4 separate regions of the Mus musculus genome follow, and all the other regions are linked to region 1. The links are chromatin loops, found by intact Hi-C in ENCODE. Cell type or tissue: left cerebral cortex. All regions are shown on one strand.

Region 1 (5,000 bases):
GACTGTAAGCCACAAGATGCACGGAAGCAGGAAGAGGTTTCCAGGAAGCATGGGGGGACCTCCCCTGAAGGGCCACCTTCAGGCCACATACTGGGATGAGGGAAGCCCCCTAGGGACAGAGACAGGGACAAGGTAAGGGTCAAGCTGGGCCTCTGGAAAGTGAGAAGCCTGAGCAGCAGAGAGACTGCTCTCACCCACATACTTTTCACTATTGGCTAGGCGGCGGTACTCCCCCACAGTCATGGCCTTCTTCTGGATGTTGTACTGTGTGAAAAGCCCCGACTGGCCCGTCACCACCTGCTGAATAGGCGCTGGGATGACCACATCGTCGATGTCATCATACGTCTGCCGTGGCTTCCACTCCTTGGGTGGAATGATCTGCGGGGCCAAGAACGGTGTAGGTGATAGAGCTCCCAAGGGTAGGGGATCCCAGGTCCCCAATTATTTAAGTGCTCCAGGCTAGTGCTGCAGTACAGGCACCACACAACCATGACAAGACAGCTGTGACAAACAAGGGGCAGTTGGGTCCCACTGCAGCAGGCACACACACACACACACACTCACACTCACACATACACACACACATACATGCTCACATTCTTACAGATACCCACACATAAACACACAGACTCAGATTCTTATACTCACACACATATTCTTACACAGACACACCATACACATACATATACACATTCTTACACAGATAGCCACCCACACATTCACATTCTTATAGACATGCACGCATACACACACACAAATACACCATAGCGCGAACACACATACACACACGCACGCACGCACGCACGCACGTACGTACACACACCAGTCAAGGCTGATGAGCCTATGCCCTTGGCTCATACACGGCTCGGCTCATACGGCAGAGCACGGGCCACAGATGCTTGTGGTGTCTGTCCATCTGCCCTCAGAAGGTAGGAAGAGGTGTGTGCTCATGCTGTGCTGTGTGTGCCTAGGGCTCAGATGAAGTCAGCCTCCCCAGCATTCTCTCCCATGGATTAACATAGGTCCACAAGGTTACAGGGAACCTGAGCCACAACTTAGTATGACAGCTCCATTCAGACAGGCAGGCAAAACAGTAGAATGCAAAGTTTAGGCAGAGTCGCAGGGCCCCAAGAACAAGGTACTTAACCTCTGCCACTCCATCAATAATTAAAAGTGTCTCCTGGCACCACCACCCCTAGGCATCAGGTCCCCTTCCAACCCTAGCCCTCCAAAAGCTTTGTCCCTCATAGCAGCAGGTTCTGTGTCCCACCCAAGCTAGGCCACTCCCTAGAGTCAGGAACACAACATGTGCCCTGATTTGGTCTAGGAACCCTGGGCTTGTTCAGAGGGCTCCACTTGTGCACAGGAGCCAACTGTTTGAAACCTGGACTCCATCAGCTATTCTTAGAGCCCTGGATCAGGAGGGCAAATCCAACCTGTCTGAGCCAGCCCAAGCCACAGCCACAAAACCAGTGTCTGCCTCCATGTTTAAGAAGGTCGGGGAGGCAGTGCCACAGTGTCTGGGCACAAAGGAGCTTGGGAGTGGCATGACGCACCTTGGCCAGGCCAGCACGGTGGGCACCCTGCGACTCAATGTACGCCACATATCTGTTGAAGTCCCTGAATTCATCCATGGTGGGGCGGAAAGTCATGATCTTACAGCTGGGGTTCTGGGCGCTGTGGTCCTCGGACCCCATGGTTGCAGCAAAGTGGAGCTACACCTGTGAGGAGATAAGAGCAGTCAGCATAGCCCTGCCATCACCACCTCCAAGCCTCCCTTGGAGGCAACGAAATACCCACAGCTCCTGAGGGCAACAGCAGGCAGCCGTGCCAGGCCAGCAAACCACAAAGCCCCATACTCCCACCAGTCAAAAGCCAAGGTGACACCGGTTGAGTAAACACATAGGAACCCTCCTTCTAAAGCTGACGGGGTCCCAGAAGCTGTGTATTTTCCAATCAGAGGCCCCCTGGAGCCCAGCACTGTTCTCAGCAGGGACCTTCCCATGCAGACCTTGTAGCCTTAGGTCACCACGTCACCCAGGAGCCCTGTGCACATGTGAGAGCACACTGGGCTTGTTCAGAGGGCTCCACTTGTGCACAGGAGCCAACTGTTTGAAACCTGGACTCCATCAGCTATTCTTAGAGCCCTGGATCAGGAGGGCAAATCCAACCTGTCTGAGCCAGCCCAAGCCACAGCTAACATCAACTTACCTGTGCTGGCCTCCTACCTGCCCCTTGTAAAGGGATCTTCTCAGCCAGGTGCCTTCTCCTCACTGGGCAATCATATGGCCTGCAGCCCAGGGTCCAGAAAGGGTTGTGGAGTCCCATCCTCCTAGAGAACTGCCCCCCCACACACACACACACATACACACAGGCCCCAAAGTGGGAGTAGAGAATAGCTCCTATGCATTTCCCAAAGTGTCCACCAAGTGGCAGCACATGCCCATAAATGGAGTAGAGGGCTTGATTACAGCCGTGAGCTAGGCCACCAGTTGGTGTCTGAGCACCCAAAGGCCACAGTCCTTCAGGGCTCTGGAGAGGAATAAGGCTGCGTGCATCACCTGGGTGTCCTGAGGGTCTACTAGACATAGCCCTCAGAGCTCACAGGAGCACAGGGTTTACAGAGGGGGACTGCCAGACATTGTCCTCCAGTACACAAGGGGAAGGCCCTAACCACATAACTAGAAGCTATCCTGCTAGACAACTGACCCCACCAGCAGGTCTCAGGACTGCCACTGCTCCCCAGCAGCCCCACACTAATTGCTGAGCTCACCTGCCACCTCCTAGATGTAGAGGGTGAGAGCTAGGGAAGGATGATGTAGAAGGCACAGCACCTCCTCAGGGGCCCCAGCAGCCTCAGTGTTAGAATGGGCAGGTGGGAGGCACATGGAAGGGCCCAGGACCACTAACTCCTCTCAGCCCTGACCATGGCCCTCCTCCGCTGCCTCACAGGCCACACGAAATGGTGGAGCAGAGTTTCTTCTATGAGCTGAGTCCTGTGCCACAGAGCTGTTCCAGAGCCGGACCACTGGGAACCAATGGCCTGTCTCTCTACCTCGTGGGATAAGGGTGCCTGCACCCACCATTTCCCTTTCACACAGGTTCTCTCCTTCATGATGACTTTGGTCTCCCACCTGCCTGCCTGTCTCTTACTCAAGTCCAATATGGTCGGGGAAAAGGCCCAGGCTGCCACCAGGGTGCTGTGTGGGCACCTGTGACGGGGGATGAGACCTGAGAGCTGTGTCCCATCAAGGGGCCACTTCAGCCCCCACACTGGGTGCTAGTGATAGTGGGGCACAGACAGAGCACCACACTGGTACACAAAATGCAGCTAACCTCCTGCTGGCCACATGAAGGCTCACCAGAAAGAGGGCTAGGACATAGCAGGCAGCACTGCCCAAACATGCAGAGGTCGGAAGGCAACCTGCAGTTGTCAGCTCTCTCCTTCCACAAGTGTGACCCAGGGTTAAACCTCGGAGTTGTCATGCTTGGCAGCAGGTGACTTTACCTGACGAGGACTTGGGATCCTGAAGGTCCCAGCTGCAGATTATCAGCAGAGAATGAGGCCCACACTGACCCCTCTGGCTATCCTGAGAGGCATAGCAGAGGTGTGGACCAGGACTAGTAGAGACAAATATCACTCCCTCCAGAAGAAAAGGACCCTTGGGATAGGAGAAGGGATCAGCCAGAGCTCTCTGGGGCATGCATCACAAGAGATGCAGGGAGATAAGGCTCAAGTCCTAAGAGAAGCTGGACAGGCTGGCAGGTGCAGTGGCCCAGGTCCCCAGGAGAGCCAGGCAGGCCAGGTGCTTTCCACCACAGATGCACCATGAACTTGGGCACCATCTGAGAATCTCCATCTATCTATAGCAACGAGTTACAGCTGCCACTGACATGGGGTACACAAAAGCCCGCAGGACACAGGCGTGCCCATTATCTGCTATGGGCCCAGCACAATGGATTCTAGGTGCCACTCACCTTGAGGCCCTGGGCTAGGCAGGGCTAGTAGCCTCCTACCCAGCCTCAGATTGTATGTGCTGGGCACTGGGGGAAGAGGACAGCCAGCCACCACCTGCTAGCCAGCAAACAGGAAACTCACTGTCTCCACTTAGTGGCAACAACTCCTTATTGCCCACAGGGAAAGTGCCCTGCCCTCCTCCTGCCTGTTAAAACAGGGACTGAGAGTAAGGTGTCCAATAAGACCTACCCAACCCTGCTCCTACTGTTCAGAAACATGTGTCAAGACCAGAGCTTTCAGGCCAGGCTGAGTGGCTGGTGGCCTGCCCTAGGCTATAGCACAGGGTCTGCACACAAAGAGCCTCTGCAATGGCTGCTTCTTCAGTGGGACACTGTGTGGCCAGGCTATGTCATGTCACCTGTACCCCATTGCCTACACACACTTGTCCCACACACACACAAGCCCTAGGACAAAGCCTCCCAGAGGGAAGACTAGGGGCACATAGGCTGGGCTCCAAGGGCCTGAGAAGGCAGGGGGATAGCATTTGGGCTGAGCCCTTTGACACACAGAAGCAATCAGGCACCATGAGGCCAGGACAGCACAGGTGCCACACCCTAGGCAGTACCCTCAGGAAACAGAACAGGAGCCTGACAGGCCCCTCAGTAGTGACACTACAGGTGTCAGTCCTGCTGGTGTCCCAGGGTGTCTTCCCAACCTCCCCTGCTCCTGAAGGTCCCTCCCCCTGGAGGTCTGATACCTCAAACTTCCTGGTGACTCCCAGCTAACCATGGGCTTGGGCTACCATCTTGAGAGACCCCATGACTCAAGCTCAGTCTCCAGCATGGAGGTAGCTACATCTCCCTGTGCCGGTTCCGGGGTGTGGCTGGGCCCATGTTGGGGTTCCTGGACAGGTCTTGCCTGCACAATTTGCCCCTAGAATGCTGACTGCCCCACTCCTCTTACTCTCCTAGCTGTGTGCAAGTTGAGCATGATCCCTGAGCACAAGAAGCCTGCATGCTGTGACAGAAGCACCTCCCAGTCC
Region 2 (5,000 bases), 220 kb after region 1:
GGAACACACACTTGGGAGCATGTAGGTGGTCTGACTTTCTGGGGACTCTCGGGGAGGGATTGGCCTGGGTGAGTAGACAGTGGGTGTGTGGCAGAGGACTGGAGGACACTGAGGTGGGTAGGGCTCAATGCTAAGTGTTGATCATTTATTCACATACAACAAGCGATTATTGAGCACCAAAGGTCTACCTGGCCCTAGGAGAGCCACGGACGCCTGCTTGCTGCCCCCCAGAGCATCAAGCTTGTGCAAAGGCCCTGGGGCGGGGCAGAGTGCTGTGGAAAGATTAGGGAGGGAGGCAAAGGACCGAAAGGGAGGAGGGAGGCTGGGGTAGAATGGCAGGGCTGAGGGCAAAGAGCGGACGCGGCGCTCGCAGGCGCCCCCTCGTGTCCACAGTGTGAGGGCAGGGAGGACATGGCGGCGGAGCCAGCCTGGGAGTTGATGGAGGAGAGAAGCCCACGGTTTTACTTCCATTTGCTGTGTGCTGGAGAACTTTGTGGTGGAGTCGAAAATGTGTCACACCTGTGGTGTGAACCTGCGGCTGTGGGGGGTTAGGCTGCGAGGAAGTTAGGCAGTGTGACAGGGAGGGGGCGTGACGGAGGCGTCCAGTGCGGTGCCATGGAAGGGCTTTGGCATGCAGGGATGCTGCAGCGTGTCTGAGACGGGTTAGAACCCCGAGTTCGATGGTGACGCTTGAAGACTCAGCGCGCCATAGCCAGGAGGGGTGGGGGCATGGCTGAGGATCAAGCGATCATGGAGGATGGAGTGCCAGCAGGAGGTGATTCAGGGCTCAGGGGTGGATCTCAGGAAGGTTGAGGTTAGCCTGATTTACATAGTAAGATTTTGTCTCAAAACATTCTATATTTATTATTCTACTTTATTTGTGGGAGGGGCAGAGGCTCTCGTTGAACCCAGAGTTCCTCAAAGCAGCTCCTGTGGTGGCTGAGTCTGGAGCTAGAGTCTGGACCTTGTCCCCGGAAGAAAAGTCAAAGAGTTGGGGGCGTGGCTTGTGGGTTGAGCCGCTCCCTTCCCCTCAAGTCCCCCCAGTGATGGACTGGGACCGTGGACAGGAGTGGAGCCCGACCTAGAATCCCCCCTCCCCCGCGCCCCCCCCCCCGTGATGGGCTGGGGGCGTGGTCTGGAGTGGAACCCTGCCTAGAATCCCCAATGAGGGTCTGGGGACTGTAGCATGGGGTTAGGATGGCCGCAGTGCAGAGGTCAGCCTCCTGGAATCTGGTGTCATGGGGCGGGTACAGGGGGACAGCACAGGGGAGGAGCCAGCTTAGGAAGCTCAGAAGGAAGTAGGCTCATGTCCCAGAACACACGTACTCTGAGTCACAAATCCTGGAAGCCAGGGTCAGGCAGAGGAAGCCGTGCAAGGTCTTCCTGTTTTTTGGCCCTGACCGTTAGAACAGGGGCTGATGTTAGCCTGGGGCTGATATTCCCTCCATCATCCCCACCCACTGTGGCTTCTGATCTCCAAGACACAAGGTCAGGGGTAGGCTGGGAGACATCTCTGCTGCCTGGATGGGGAAACTGAGGCCCAGAGTTTGTTGGAGATTGACGAAGCTTCTGAGAAACCCACGTGGGGTGTCTCGAATTGGACTGTACTCCTTTCTGGTAGGGAGACGCTGCCCTGCCCTGGGGCCCCTAGGTTTGGAGGGCTGGGTCCTGCATGTTTTCACACACCTCAGGATTCCTCACTTATGAATGAGAGCAGAAGGAAGTCGTCCAAGGGGACAGGAAGTCAAACCCACCAGCGACACTAAGGCCCCTGCACACTGCGATATTCTACGACTCCCATTGCTAATGATGTGGTGTATAAAATGCCAAGGGCTTTTAATTCTGCTATGTTTTCTTCTGCCTTTGAATTGGAAATACGGTCCCTCTTTGTGTATTGGTTCTAATTTTGTGGCCATTTGGTTTTATCGTGGGGTCTTGCTATGCAGACCAAGCTGTCCTGGAACTAGTGATGCTCCTGCCTCAGCCTCTCCAAGACTGGGATGACAGGCCTATGCCACAACGCCAGGTTCTAAGGCTTTTCGCGTTTTCATTTGAAGGGTTTTTTAAAAAATGCTTTTTGAGATTGGATTTTTAAACGCATGTTTTAAGATAATATCCATTATTGTAATTCTCGTGATTAATTTTTAATTACCTAATGCATTTTCAGTTGCAGCTATTTCCTGAGAATTTTACTCACATGTGGTCTTAAAGTCGCTTGTTAATTAAACAACGTCTGAGAGTAGTTATTATTATCAATGTTATTTTTATTCTGGGAGGGAGGAAGGGAGGGACTCGCGTGCCCCCTACCGGCTTATTATGAAACTGCAGGCCGCTCAACTCACCGCCCTCCTGGCTTGTAGGTGTCATCTGTGGTCATCCGGTCCTCACCATGTGGACCCCGCGAGTGCCCCCTCCACGCCCGGCCCTGTCGTTTTTCCTGCTGTTGCTCCTGGGGGTCACCTATGGCCTTTTCCCAGAAGAACCACCTCCACTCAGCGTGGCTCCCAGGGACTGTGAGTCTGGGGAGAGATGGGCAGGGGTGTGTCAGGGTCTCTGGTACACAGGATCTTGTTTCCAAATGAACCCTCCTTCCACTCCCTCCCTTAGACTTGAGCCACTATCCCGTGTTCGTGGGCAGCGGGCCTGGTCGTCTGACCGCTGCGGAGGGTGCTGAGGACCTCAACATCCAGAGAGTGCTACGTGTTAACAGGACACTGTTCATTGGGGACAGGTATGCAAATGTTGGGGGGCCCCAGAATAGCACACTTGAGGGGTCCATGATGGGCCTTGGCTGGAAAGTGTGACCCCATAGTGCTGAATGCTGAGTTTCCAGGTTATTCAACGCTGTTTTAAGGCTATTGAGCACTGAGTTTTAAAGGTACTGTTGGGTGGCGTTTGTTTGTTTGTTTGAGGTAGAATTTCTCTGTGTAGTTCTTGCTGTCCTGGAACTCACAGAGATCCCCCTGCCTCTACTCCTGAGTGCTGGGATTAAAGGCATGTGCCACCACTCCCCGGCTTAGGCCTGAGTTTTAAGGGTGTTGGATGCTGCGTGATGCATGCATAACTGTTAGGGACAATGTCTAGGGCACAATTTACTGGGCGTCTAGACAGAGTGATGGAGGGGAAGCCAAAAGAGAACTTGGTCTTGAACCCATAGAAGTGACTCAGTGCTCACATGCGCCCCCTGCTGGCGGTTTCTCAAGGCTGGGTCCGTGCTGAGGCCTGGCTGTATCTAAGCTGTGAAGTTAAAGGCTAGACATGGTGACAACATGCAGACTGAGAAAGGGGTGGGTGTGGGATAGATTTCAAAGGCAGAAATCACAATGCAGACCAGGAGTGATTGGGTGCCAGATGGACACTGTGATTGGACGAAGGTGGTAGGGTCCCCCCATCCCCCCAATCTCACGCACCATGCTCTCCTGCAGAGATAACCTGTACCAAGTAGAACTGGAGCCATCCACTTCCACGGAGCTGCGATATCAGAGGGTGAGGAAGAAGGACCATATGGGGGTGGAGGTGCAGGTGGGGGTGGGGCGGAGCTCTTCAAGGGGAGGTGGAATCCAGGGTGGACTTGGCTGGGAGGAGGGATCTGAAGGATGATGAGGGCTACACTCCCCTCACCACACTTTTTTTTTTTTGGTAGAAGCTGACCTGGCGCTCCAACCCCAGTGACATCGATGTGTGTCGAATGAAGGGCAAGCAAGAGGTTAGAGGGACCTGTCCTTGTCACCTATCCCTATCCTACCCTCCCTAGCCATGTTCCTAGCTGGGCCTTAGACTTCTCTGCAGCCTTGGGGTGATTCTTCCCACCTCAGAGGAGGAGCTCCAAGCCGTTATTGTTGTGTTCAAGGACAGGTGCCTCAGTTGCCACACCCAATCTCCCCAGGCCACACCCAACCTCCTTCATCCCACGGGAATAGCCTTGGGTCTGCTTTGCCTGAGCTCTCAGCCTGAGCCACAAGCCTAGGGGCCAGGCAACGCCCTCTGCACTTCCTTTCTTCTTCCCCACCCCAGGGTGAGTGTCGGAACTTTGTCAAGGTGCTCCTGCTTCGCGATGAGTCCACGCTGTTCGTGTGCGGCTCCAATGCGTTCAATCCCATCTGCGCCAATTACAGTGTGAGTCTCAGCCCTTCCTTCCAAGACCCAGGGATCTACCTCACCCTCCATGTCCCCAGAGTCTCCTCCCAGCCATGCACATCCCTGTGCTAGGTTTGCCAGGCTTGTCCCACATCTCTTGCGGGACTGACGACAATAGACTTGGGCCCATTTCACAGACCATGAAACTGAGGTCCAGAAAGGTTAATTGCCTGGCCAGAATCACACAGCAATGCAATGTGAAGCTAGGGTTCTGGCTGGAGTGGCGGACTGGGGAACCCCGGAGCTGCCAGGCAGAGTGAGGAGATGTATTGCTTAGATTCTGTCCTCCCTGCAGATGGACACACTGCAGCTTCTTGGTGACAGCATCAGCGGTATGGCCCGCTGCCCCTATGACCCCAAACATGCCAATGTCGCCCTCTTCTCAGGTGAGTGGTCTCTGCTGTTGACATGTCCACTCCCAAGAGAGCTAGTTTCCATTTCTAAAATTCTGGTCACTCAGAGGCATCTGGGAAATGGGCAGAATCTAAGAGGACCTGGTCAGGGTCAGGGTCAGGATGGTGGCTAGTCTGAGCTGGAGGAAGAAATTTAGCCTGGGATCAAGGTTCAACTGGATTTAGTCTCATCCTGTATGAGGACTCAGCCTGGGATTCAGGCTCATTCAGTTGTAGGATCAGGATAGGATCCAGGCTCAGCTTCTCGACAGTCCTCACTAGGCTGAGGTTCTAATTTTTGCTCCTACCCCCTCTGGTCTTTCTATTATGATTGTTGTGGTTGTTGTTGTTGTTGTCGTCGTTGTCGTCTGGACCTTCTCTTATTGTTGCTGTTGTTATGATTTTCTGAGACAGGGTTTCTCTGTGTAGCCCTAACTGTCCAGGAACTCACTCTGTAGACCAGGCTAGCCT
Region 3 (5,000 bases), 60 kb after region 1:
ATCTCTTCCACTATCTAGGAAATATGAACTCTGCCATCTACAGCTGTTAGAAGGAGCTCTTGTCAATTAGAGGGACTTAAGGCTGCCACCCCCACCAGGTCCTAAGTGATACCTATGTTCACTTACTTGGTTTCAAGATGGTCACTAGGACAGCAGCAGCCGGTCAGCCTCCACACAGGAGACCAGTCTCCATCCAAAGAGATAGCAGGAACATCTTGTTCCCACCAGCATGACAACATGACCAGGATGTCCTGGTTGTTGGCAGTGCTCTAAGGTGCAGGCCAAGCCAGGACACCTTGGCTCAGGCTGCCCTCTGTAGGGATTAGGAGGGCTGTGGTCCCAGAGGGATTAGGTTAGAGCACAGCCCTTGGGCCAGCCAAGATACTTACACACTGAAATCTGCCCACTACCCAACTTGCTTTAAGTCACCCCAGGAGCCACCAGGCAGCATGCAGGGTTGACCCCAGAGCCCAGAGAAGCAAGGGACCAAGGAGACCTGCTGCATGCCTCTCACAGGACCTGGAGTGGCCAGGAAATGGTGGTCAGAATGTGGTGGCCAGAGAAAGGAACGCAGGTAACTCAAGGGCCTGGGAGAAGCCATGCCAACCTGGTGGACCATGGGTCTCAGAGCCGTGTTCTTCCCCCAAGCTTACCACCGCCACTTCACAGGGTACAGCAGCAGCTGGCTGCCACAAGGCTCAGGAGGGTGGGGACAGACAGAGCCAGGTTCTGCATGTTAAATGACCCCCAGCTTCCTGTGGTGAGGGGCAGGACACCCCCCCCCCCGTCCACGGTCCACGTGAGAAGGAGACATGGGTAGCAGCTGGCCATCAGGTCACTGAGTTACAGCAAGGGCTTGTGGCTGTTAATTATCCTTCAAAGAGTAAGGACACAGACCGAGAGCTCCTGTTTCATCTAGCATCTTCCATTGTTTTTCCTGCTCCAATCTCATGGAACTCAGGCCGGCCTCAAACTCACTGGGTAACACTTGAACTGATTCCCCATGGTCCCCCTGCCTCAGCTCTGGCTGCTGGAGTGACAGGCATGTGCCACACCTGGTGGATGTGGGGTGGGGGGTGGGGGCAGAACCCAAGTTTTGTGTATACTGATTGAGCACTGTGCACTAGCCTCTAATTTCTCCTCTCATTCCATCACTGGGAGACTGAAGCCGGGGAGGGGGGGGGGGATATGGCCTCAGTCAGTGAGACAAAGTAAAAGTCCCTTAGAGGCCAGTGAAATGGATCAGTGAGAAAGGGAGGGAGTGGCTGCCAACTCTGCAGATCTGAGCTTAGTCCCCAGGCTCAACAACGGTGGTGCAGAGAAATGACGTCCCACGTGCTCTTTCCTGACCTACACACACACTAGTGGTAGAGTGCCCCCCTAAATAAATAGGTGTAATATACATTTTAAATTTTCCTTCGACTCCCCTCCCAATATTGTTTTGTTTTTTAAGACAGTCACTGTGTAGCTCTGGTGGTCCACCCAGTATCCCTCTAAAGTCTTAATGCTATTCTGCTGGCGTGACTTCCCACTGGTCTCTGAATGCTACCAAGCTGAGAGGGTACAGACTATGTTCCTGGGGCTGCCCTACATGACCTTTGTGTACAGCATGTGCCTAATAATTGTTGAATGCCTGTATACACAGCTAATGAGCCATGGGCCAGGCCCAAGGTTAATAGGACATGCTTTCTACGGCACCGATGGGCCTAGACACGTCAGGGGCACAGAGAGGGAGAGGCGCCATTGTGGAAAGAGAGGAGAGGGGAGCCGTCGGGAGGGGGTCACAGAGAGAAGGTCGCTGTAGGGGACACAGAGTGGAGGGGCTCTGTAAGGGAAGGAACGCAGAGGCGCTAGAGGCACAGAGGGAAGTGGCACCGTTGGGGGACATGGCGGGGAGGGGCGCAGTCGCGAGCAGGGCGCCACCTGGTGGCAACATGCCCCATCCCGCCACTGCCCCTGTGAAGGCGGCATTGTTCACTGGAAGCAGGAAGATAAAGAACTCAGCCTGAGTCAAGGCAGCTCAGAAAAAAAAAGGAGGGGCCGGGCGGAAGTCTGGAAAGATCTGAGGTAACTCAGTAAGGGTGGGTCCTCTCCAGGCCTGGCTCACATCCGTGCATGCGCAGTTGCAAATGCCCGTGCACATTTTCACAACTGCACACGTAGTCACACCCTCAACAAAAATACATTCCCTTCTTTCTTAGCTCCTGCAGCCGTCTGAGGTTAACACTTGGCTTACAGGCCAAGGGGAGAAAGAAGATTTAGGGATGAGAAAAAAAAAAAAGTCCAGGAGGTGTCTGTCTTCAGGAAAGGATTGATCCAGGGGTCCAGGAGCAGAAAGCTGGATACTGCGCATGGCTGGCCATATCAGGGCCTCAGTGCCCTCGTCCAGAGGACTTGGGACAACAAGAACCTCAATCTGGATGACAGCAACTTTTCCTTTAGGACCCAATCAGGGCTGAGGTTCAGGGTGTGTAACCTCCTGGCATTGATTTCCCTGGGTCCGATGGGCTTCTAAAAATGTCACTCAATCAGTCCTTGGATCTGGAAGCCTCTCTAAGGTCTCTGGAAACATGGGAGGATTCAAGGACCCCAGAATGGCACTCCCCTCTCCCCTCCATCTAGGATCAGGACTCCAAGTCTTTCTGGGACTCAACTAATGCAAGCAACCTGGGCTGGGTCGCCTTAGAAGGGTGGGCGGAACTACGCCATAGGGACCTCTGATTGGCCCTCTGTCCTGTCACTCCAAGGCCCCTCCCTCCACGGGGGATGCACAAGGCCGCCCCGCCCCACCCGGTAGATCCAAGCTGGACTTGGTAGGGGAGGTTTCCTCGCTTGGACGACCTGAGGACTTTGGTGAGAGCTGGGGGGCAAGGGGCAGGATCGATCTTGAGGCGCCCTTAGAGAGGAGGGAGAAACGAGGCTTCCTGGGAGGACTCCGGTATCCCAAAAATCCCTGCACGCTAGGAAACCCTACTTCTAGAGACTAACTTTTACCCAAGGACCCAACTTCTGCAGCGCTTCCAACTCTTGGCCTGGCCACCCTAGGACCTTAGCGTCCTCGTCAGTGACGGAGTCCCTGAGCGTCCAAAAAGGTGGATTCCACTGTCCTGGGTCCCCAGAATTAGAGTTGTGTTCAAATGCGAGTCCCGTGTGTCCTGGGCTGCGGCTCCTCCCTCTTCCCCGTGATTCTGAGTCTCCTGTCCCCAAGAACAAACAACCCCGCAGGCACAGTCACAAATAGCTTCACCTGCCGTGCACTAACTAGCCCCAGGCCCTGGATCCTACATAAAGCCAGGCCTGTTCCACAGGAAGCTGTGACCCCCAGCCGAGCATGGTGCCTCCCTCTGTTGGAATCTCTCAAATTTAATGTTTTGTTTCTGTCTTGTTAATTGTTTTTGGAAATGGCCCTACGCTAAACTTAGGGTGCCTTGGAATTTGCCTCCACCAAAAATGCTGGGATGACAGCATTGTCACCAAACCAGGCCGAAAGACTCCCTTAACCACTTCTAAGCCTTGGCTACATGCTGGTTTTTTGACCCTGGGGGCTTTTCTGGCTTTCTTTGCAGAGAAAGTAATCTGGTGGGCGGAGTGTGTGGGGGAGGGTCAGTTTCAGGCAGCTGGAGCCGGGTGTAGAGAGATTAGCTGCCACAAGTGCTCAAAAAGAGCAAAAAGCCCTTGTTTTTCTCCAGCGGCCACCATTGCTTAGGAAGGGGAGCTCCAGGGGTGTCTGACTCCTCAGGCTTTGCCACCCACCTTACCGATGACAGGAAGGCATGACCAGCATCACCTGACTCCCGTGTTGGGAAATCTTTATCGCAAACCTAACTGCTGCGGTTTGCCAGACTAGTTTATTGAGCACCCACTGTGGTTTAGCTGCCGATTTGAGCATTCTGCAGACAACGCCAAGCAATCTCATAAAGCCCAGGCTGGCCTAGAATTCACACACTGGGTAGTGGAAGATGGCTTTGATTTCTAACCTTCCTCAAGTGCTGGGGTGACAGGCATGTGCCATCACACTTGGTGTTTGTTGTTCTGGGGCATCTGGAAGGCCCAGCCCCAGTTTTTAACTGGTTTTTAAACAAATGATATCACCTACCTGTCCTAAAATTCAGACGCCAGGCTTCTACCTCTGTCTGAACTCTGTCCTTAGTCCATTAAGCTTCCTGATCTTCTAACATTCTATGTAAAGACAAGCAGACTCCGGCTGCAAGTGATGATTCAGTAGTTAAGAGCACTTCCTGTTCCCTCAAAGGACCGAGGCTCAGTTCTTAGCACCAGCTTCAGGCTCCTTATGTAACCTAACTCCAGCTGCAGGGGTCTGACTCTCCTGAACTCTGTGGCCACTGCATGCACATAAGCAAAACTAAAATGTAGATCTTTATAAGATGTATTATATTTGTTTATTTTTGCTTTATGTTTTGTTGTAACTGGGTCTCACTCTGTAGACCAGGTTGGCCTGGGACTCACAGAGACCCTCCTGCTCCAACTCCCAAGTGCTGGGATTAAAGGCGCACACCTGGCTTATCTTATTTTGAGTTGTGTGTATGCCCGTGTGGATGTGGTGCCTGTAGAGATCACGTGTCCTTGACCTTGAGTTACAGGTAGTTGTGAATCCCGTGCTATGGGTGCTGGGAATCAAACTCAGATCCTCTGAGAGAGCAATACTTGCTTTGTACCTCCTAACTCCCAACATACTCTTTAAGGAGAGAGAAAGAGAATCTTGGATGTTTCAGACATTTGCCTCTGAACTTCTTGGCTTGCAAGAGGTCTCTGTCTTGAACACACAGGGGCATTTGTTAGACTTGAACACACAGGGACATTTGTTAGTTTGTTTTTGTTTCTAAGTCCCCTTCTGCTGGGACTATTGTCATGTTGAGACCCACAAATGGGCACAGCTGTGGGAACAGTGTCAACTGTCTGGTCACATGGAAGAAGACTGTGAGGAAACAGTACCCTTGAGAGAGGTATAGGACCTGACCTTAATGAATGGCAGAAGTGAG
Region 4 (5,000 bases), 74 kb after region 1:
GTAGGGAGAAGGTTCAGGGCCAACATCTATCTGGCTTGACTGCTTTTCCCAACAGTCCAATTGCACAACAGGTCCTCCCCTACTGAGTCTGAATGAGACATGTGTTTAACCTATTCCCATCAGTCTTTTAAAGCAATTTTTTTTCTAGAATGTTCCAGGGGTAAAAAGATCCAGAACATTCTAGAAAAAAAAAATGTTTTTTTCCTAAAAAAAAAAAAAAAAAAAAAATGAGGAATGAGGGTAATGAATAGTGATAGCACTAGTCTGTCATCCTGTGTCAGCACTGTGGTATAGAGGCAAGAGGGTCACAGGTTCAAAGCCCGGCTGCCACATCACAAATTCAGTGATAGTCTAAGCTACATTAGACCTTGTCTTGAAGTAAAAAAAGGCATAATGATTTTTCACTCCGGGTTTCTTTTCTACATCATGGCCCACAATAGCAAGAGCTTTTCTTGTTTGTTTTTTTTTTTTTTTTCCTGAGACAGGGTTTCTCTGTATAGCCCCTGGCTGTCCTGGAACTCACTTTGTAGACCAGGCTGGCCTTGAACTCAGAAATCCACCTGCCTCTGCCTCCTGAGTGCTGGGATTAAAGGCCGGCTAGCAAGAGCTTTTCTAACAGACCCTGATACCTGGCCCAAGAACCCAGCAACTGTGACAGGATAGACAGCTGGGATGTTGCAATTGTTTCAGATGAGAAAGTGAGGGCCGAGTACACTGTTCCTCAAATCCTGGGGCTCAGTATTGCCTTAATAAATTTTATATGCATCAGAGGCCAAGTGGATGGTGTATATGTGTGTTGCCTTCCTAGGAGCTGAGCTGCCCTGACATCCCTAGAGACCTTCTTCCTTCTGTCTCTACTCTATGCACAGTGCGAGTCTTCCCACTTTGAATGTTGGACGTGATCACTTGTGACCCTGTGGGGACAGCAGGAAGGGCCTGCTGCCTATTTTCCCTCCGTCTCTGTGATGTATGGAGAAGGGTCAGTGTGACAAGCTGAGCCTGCCAAATATGCCCACAGTCTGTTCCCCTTGATCTCAGGGAAGGTGGGGACAAGAAGATCTGGAGTTCAGGGTCATCCTTGACTACCTAGTAAGTTTGAAACTAACCTGGGCTACTTTGAGACTATGTTTCAAAACAGCAAAACTCGGGGCAGGAGAGCTGCCTGCTGTGGTAAAGTGCTTGGAGTTGTTTGGTTTGCGGTAGAAACTGAGAAAACTTACTTCAGAGACAGAAGCTTAAAAAATAAAAGCTTTATTTTCTGCACTGGCAGGGAGGTGGCCAGTTGGGGATCTGAACCCTGATGAGAGACTGCACGACGCTTTTTATAGGATGGGAACACAAAGCGAAGGGGACCTGGGTACTGACCAATCATATCTTGACACAAAGGGTTAAACAAGGACTTAACACTGGTGACTAGGTCTTATCTGGGTCACCTGGTTTCAGGGTCCTTGAGTCAGCTTTTACAGCCTAGTCCCCTCCTGGACTCTGACCTGGAATCTAGTGTGGTGAAGGACCAAAGGAGTGGGTGAGCCGCAGTAGTCAGTTAAATCAAGGCAGGGACACACTAACGACTTGTGTGCTTTAGTTTGGATAACTGGAGAACAGCATCTTCCTTCCTTACAGCCTTCACTGGCTAACAGACAAACATGAAAGATCTAAGAAGCAGGATAGGAGTTGTATTCTGGGGCCTGGGAACATGAACTCAGTCTTGACCCTGCCAGCAAGATAGAACTTGTTTCTGAGATGGCTGGACTCAGGAAACTGTCTCCTAAAGATGTGACCAAGAGCAAACACTTGATGTCAACCTCCAACTTACACAAATACGTGTGCATATGTAAGCATGAAAATGTGGAGAAGTCCGTCTGCTACCTGCTTTGGGGAGATGAGTGTCCAGAGTCTGGGAGAGATTGAGTTCAGTGGCATGAGGCAGATACTCCTGCCTAGACTCCCCAGCAAGAGGGTGGGGTGGTTCTCCTTTGTGCACCTCATCTTCCAGTCATAGTCCTCTGGGAACTGCTGCTTTTCTGTTTTCACAATTTAGTTTTATCAGTTTTAAAACATGCCATAGGGCTGGAGAGATGGCTCAGTGGCTAAGAGCACTGGCTACTCTTCCAGAGGTCCCCGAGTTCAACCCCTAGCAACCACATCCATCAGATGTGGCTCACAACCGACTGTAATGAGATCTGATGCCCTCTTCTGGTGTATCTGAAGAGAGCCAGAGTGTACTCATACGTAAAATAAATAAATAAAGCTTTAAAGTATGCCTGTAATCTCACCATCTAGCTGAGCTAGGAGGATAGCCCCAAGTCCCAGTATGCATACACAGACCGTTTCTCAAAAGTAAATACCCAGAAATCTCCGACAAATCTTTGTGTTGTGTCTCTGTGACGGCTCAGCAAGTAATGGTACTTGCGGTTCTTTGACCTACATTCATACATGCCTGCATGCACATACATACACACAACACCAAGTAAAATCAAGTAAAGAATTAAAAATATTTACAACCTAACAGTTGTATAAAACCTTGTGGCCTCCAGCACTTCTGTTTACTTATCTTGTATGAACTTATTTTTGAGATGGAGGTCTCACTCTGTGGGTCAGGCTTCCTTGGAACTCTGGGCAATCTCTCTGCTTTAGTTTTCTGTGTGATGCTGGACTGACAAGTGTGAGTCATCAGGTTCCCAGTGCACTTAGCCACATGGTGCTTTGCGAATCCCCAGAGTATGTCACTAGCTGAGCTCTTTGGCTAACAGCTTAAAGTTCTCTGTGGGCGGAGGGTTCCTTCTTCCTTTCCCCAGCTCTGGCCTCACAAAGTACAAGTCCTGCCTAGTTCCACGTGGCGCCAGGACACTGGGCGGGAGGGCAGGGCTTGGCTCAGCTAGATAAGATTACACGCTGACTTCATCCCCCCCCTACCCCCCCCCCCAGACCCGGAAGGGAGGAAGGGGCGGAACCGAACGCTCCCTCCTCCCTTCTCTCTCCTCCTCCTCCAGCAGCCACCAGGGACCGGGAGATCTACCAGCTCAAGACCCCTACAGCCAGGTAGGATGAAGGCAGAGGGAACAGGACGGCGGGCCGGCGGGCATAGGGTCGGGAATAGATGCTGGGCCGGCCACCTGCAGGCTGCCAGGTTCCTCAAGTTCTTTCCCATGGATACTCAGATCCGCAATCCAACTCCTAACTCCCAAACCAGCCCTGTGACCCTGGGTGCTCGCTCAGTTCCTAGTTACCCCCCCCCCCCCCCAACCTCCATGGCTAGATCTTCTAAGTCCCAGGTCTTCTCCAGCCCCAACAGCGAATCCTCAACCCTCTCCACCCTCAATCCCTCCCGTTGTCGCTATTTCCTGATCAGATCTGCTTTCTCTACCTCAATGTTCCCTGTCAAAATTCCTGCCCCAGACTAACACAGACACCATCTACTACTACCTGTGGGGACTGGCTTGCTGCACCTTCTACAGTCAACTATTTCCGGCCCCTGGATACATGCAAGGTCACCCTGGCAGTACAAAGTCCCTGAGTTCCAGAGCTGACAGTCAGCAGAGCCTGGAGGAGGGCCCCCCTGTGCCAGAGACTAAGTTCTGCCAGGGAGAGAAGGCCAGGGAAGAAAGAAAGAGGCCTATTTACCCCATCCACTCACCATCCACCCATCCTGGTTTCTGCTGTTCTGGGGATATCACACAGTCTCTTAGGCATGCTGGATGCTTTTTTTTTTTTTTTTTTTTTTGAGACAGGGTTTCTCTGTGTAGCCCTGGCTGTCCTGGAACTCACTCTGTAGACCAGGCTGGCCTTGAACTCGAAATCCACCTGCCTCTGCCTCCCAAGTGCTAGGATTAAAGGCCTGAGCCACCATTGCCAGACTGGCATGCTGGATGAGTGCTTTACCCACTGAGCACATCTCCTCCCTCTTCCTAACTCTCCCCTCCCCCTCCCCTTCTCCTTCCCTCCTTCTTTCTCTCTCTCTCCTTACTCTCCCCTTTCCTCTTCCCTCTCTCTTAAAAATAACTACCTTTATTTTTGTGTCATTTGTGTTATTTGTATCTTTTTTTTTTTTTTTTTTTTTTTTTGGTTTTTGAGGCAGGGTTTCTCTGTGTAGCCCTGGCTGTCCTGGAACTCACTTTGTAGACCAGGCTAGCCTTGAACTCAGAAATCTACCTGCCTCTGCCTCCTGAGTACTGGGATTAAAGGCGTGCGCCACCACGCCCAGCTGTGTTATTTGTATCTTAAGACAGGGTGTATCACTATGCTGACCAGGCTGACCTGGAACTTACCTAAGTGGACCCTGATCTCTTGGGTTCAAGAATCCTCCTGTTGTTGGGCAGTGGTTGTACATACCTTTGATCCCAGCACTCAGGAGGCAGAAGAGGGTGGATCTCTGAGTTTGTTTTTTTTAAAGATTTATTTATTATATATAAGTACACTATAGCTGTCTTCAGACATTCCAGAAAAGGGAGTCAAATCTTGTTACAGATGGTTGTGAGTCACCATATGGTTGCTGGGATTTGAACTCACGACCTTCGGAAGAGCAGTTGGTGCTCTTATCCGCTGAGCCATCTCACCAGCCTGGAGTTTGAGGCCAGCCTGGTCTACAGAGCGAGGTGCAGGACAGCCTGGGCTACACAGAGAAACCCTGTCTTGAAAAACCAACCCCCCCCCAAAAAAAAAAACCCAAAAACAAAACAAGAAAGAAGAAAGAGGGCTGGTGAGATGGCTCAGTGGGTAAGAGCACCTGACTGCTCTTCCAAAGGTCCGGAGTTCAAATCCCAGCAACCACATGGTGGCTCACAACCATCCGTAACGAGATCTGACTCCCTCTTCTGGAGTATCTGAAGATAGCTACAGTGTACTTACATATAATAAATAAATAAATCTTTAAAAAAAAAAAAAAAAGAAAGAAGAAAGAAAGAAATCCTCTGTCTCAGCTTTTCAGATATAGCTTGGACAAGAGGAAGCTGCTGCCCATACATGGTGGAGGCAGGAGGATCAGAAGTGTAAGGTTATGC

Evidence for each region. A loop is a pair of places that touch in the nucleus more often than their neighbours do. Peaks named below come from ENCODE experiments on the same cell type or tissue, not always from the same donor. Only the 100,000 strongest peaks of a DNase experiment are listed, where the experiment ranks them.
Region 2: a loop joins it to region 1, with 3 times the contacts of the local background. A loop is called at or near these places in 10 of 42 quality-filtered maps.
Region 3: a loop joins it to region 1, with 2.0 times the contacts of the local background. A loop is called at or near these places in 11 of 42 quality-filtered maps.
Region 4: it touches region 1 in a loop (2.6-fold over the local background); 6 of 42 quality-filtered maps call a loop at or near these places.

The regions. Positions count from the first base shown.
Region 1 is chr17:56,348,354-56,353,353 of GRCm38, reverse strand. Kdm4b (lysine (K)-specific demethylase 4B) reads right to left here. Exons shown (of 23, transcript NM_172132.3): 2 at 1,557-1,721; 3 at 203-378. The coding sequence starts at 1,697. Among named protein-coding and RNA genes, the nearest start is that of Kdm4b, 25 kb to the right of the region's middle. In left cerebral cortex, CTCF peaks have their summits at 2,428 (motif pointing right) and 4,111; a DNase peak (open chromatin) is centred at 2,432.
Region 2 is chr17:56,130,229-56,135,228 of GRCm38, reverse strand. It overlaps Sema6b (sema domain, transmembrane domain (TM), and cytoplasmic domain, (semaphorin) 6B), which reads left to right. Exons shown (of 17, transcript NM_001130456.1): 2 at 2,361-2,513; 3 at 2,608-2,731; 4 at 3,426-3,486; 5 at 3,644-3,706; 6 at 4,015-4,116; 7 at 4,433-4,523. The coding sequence starts at 2,390. Among named protein-coding and RNA genes, the nearest start is that of Sema6b, 7.6 kb to the left of the region's middle. In left cerebral cortex, CTCF peaks have their summits at 387 (motif pointing left), 2,311 (motif pointing left) and 3,188 (motif pointing left); DNase peaks (open chromatin) are centred at 442, 543, 2,329 and 3,177; H3K4me3 peaks cover 1,780 bases; H3K27ac peaks cover 1,945 bases.
Region 3 is chr17:56,288,307-56,293,306 of GRCm38, reverse strand. It overlaps Plin3 (perilipin 3), which reads left to right and starts at 2,796. Exons shown (of 8, transcript NM_025836.3): 1 at 2,796-2,853. In left cerebral cortex, a CTCF peak has its summit at 1,931 (motif pointing left); DNase peaks (open chromatin) are centred at 1,983 and 2,732; H3K4me3 peaks cover 1,470 bases; H3K27ac peaks cover 1,773 bases.
Region 4 is chr17:56,274,736-56,279,735 of GRCm38, reverse strand. It overlaps Ticam1 (toll-like receptor adaptor molecule 1), which reads left to right and starts at 2,969. Exons shown (of 2, transcript NM_174989.5): 1 at 2,969-3,042. It overlaps Plin3 (perilipin 3), which reads left to right. Exons shown (of 8, transcript NM_025836.3): 8 at 1-774. The coding sequence ends at 4. In left cerebral cortex, CTCF peaks have their summits at 2,195 (motif pointing left) and 3,043; DNase peaks (open chromatin) are centred at 2,770 and 3,448; H3K4me3 peaks cover 1,722 bases; H3K27ac peaks cover 1,961 bases.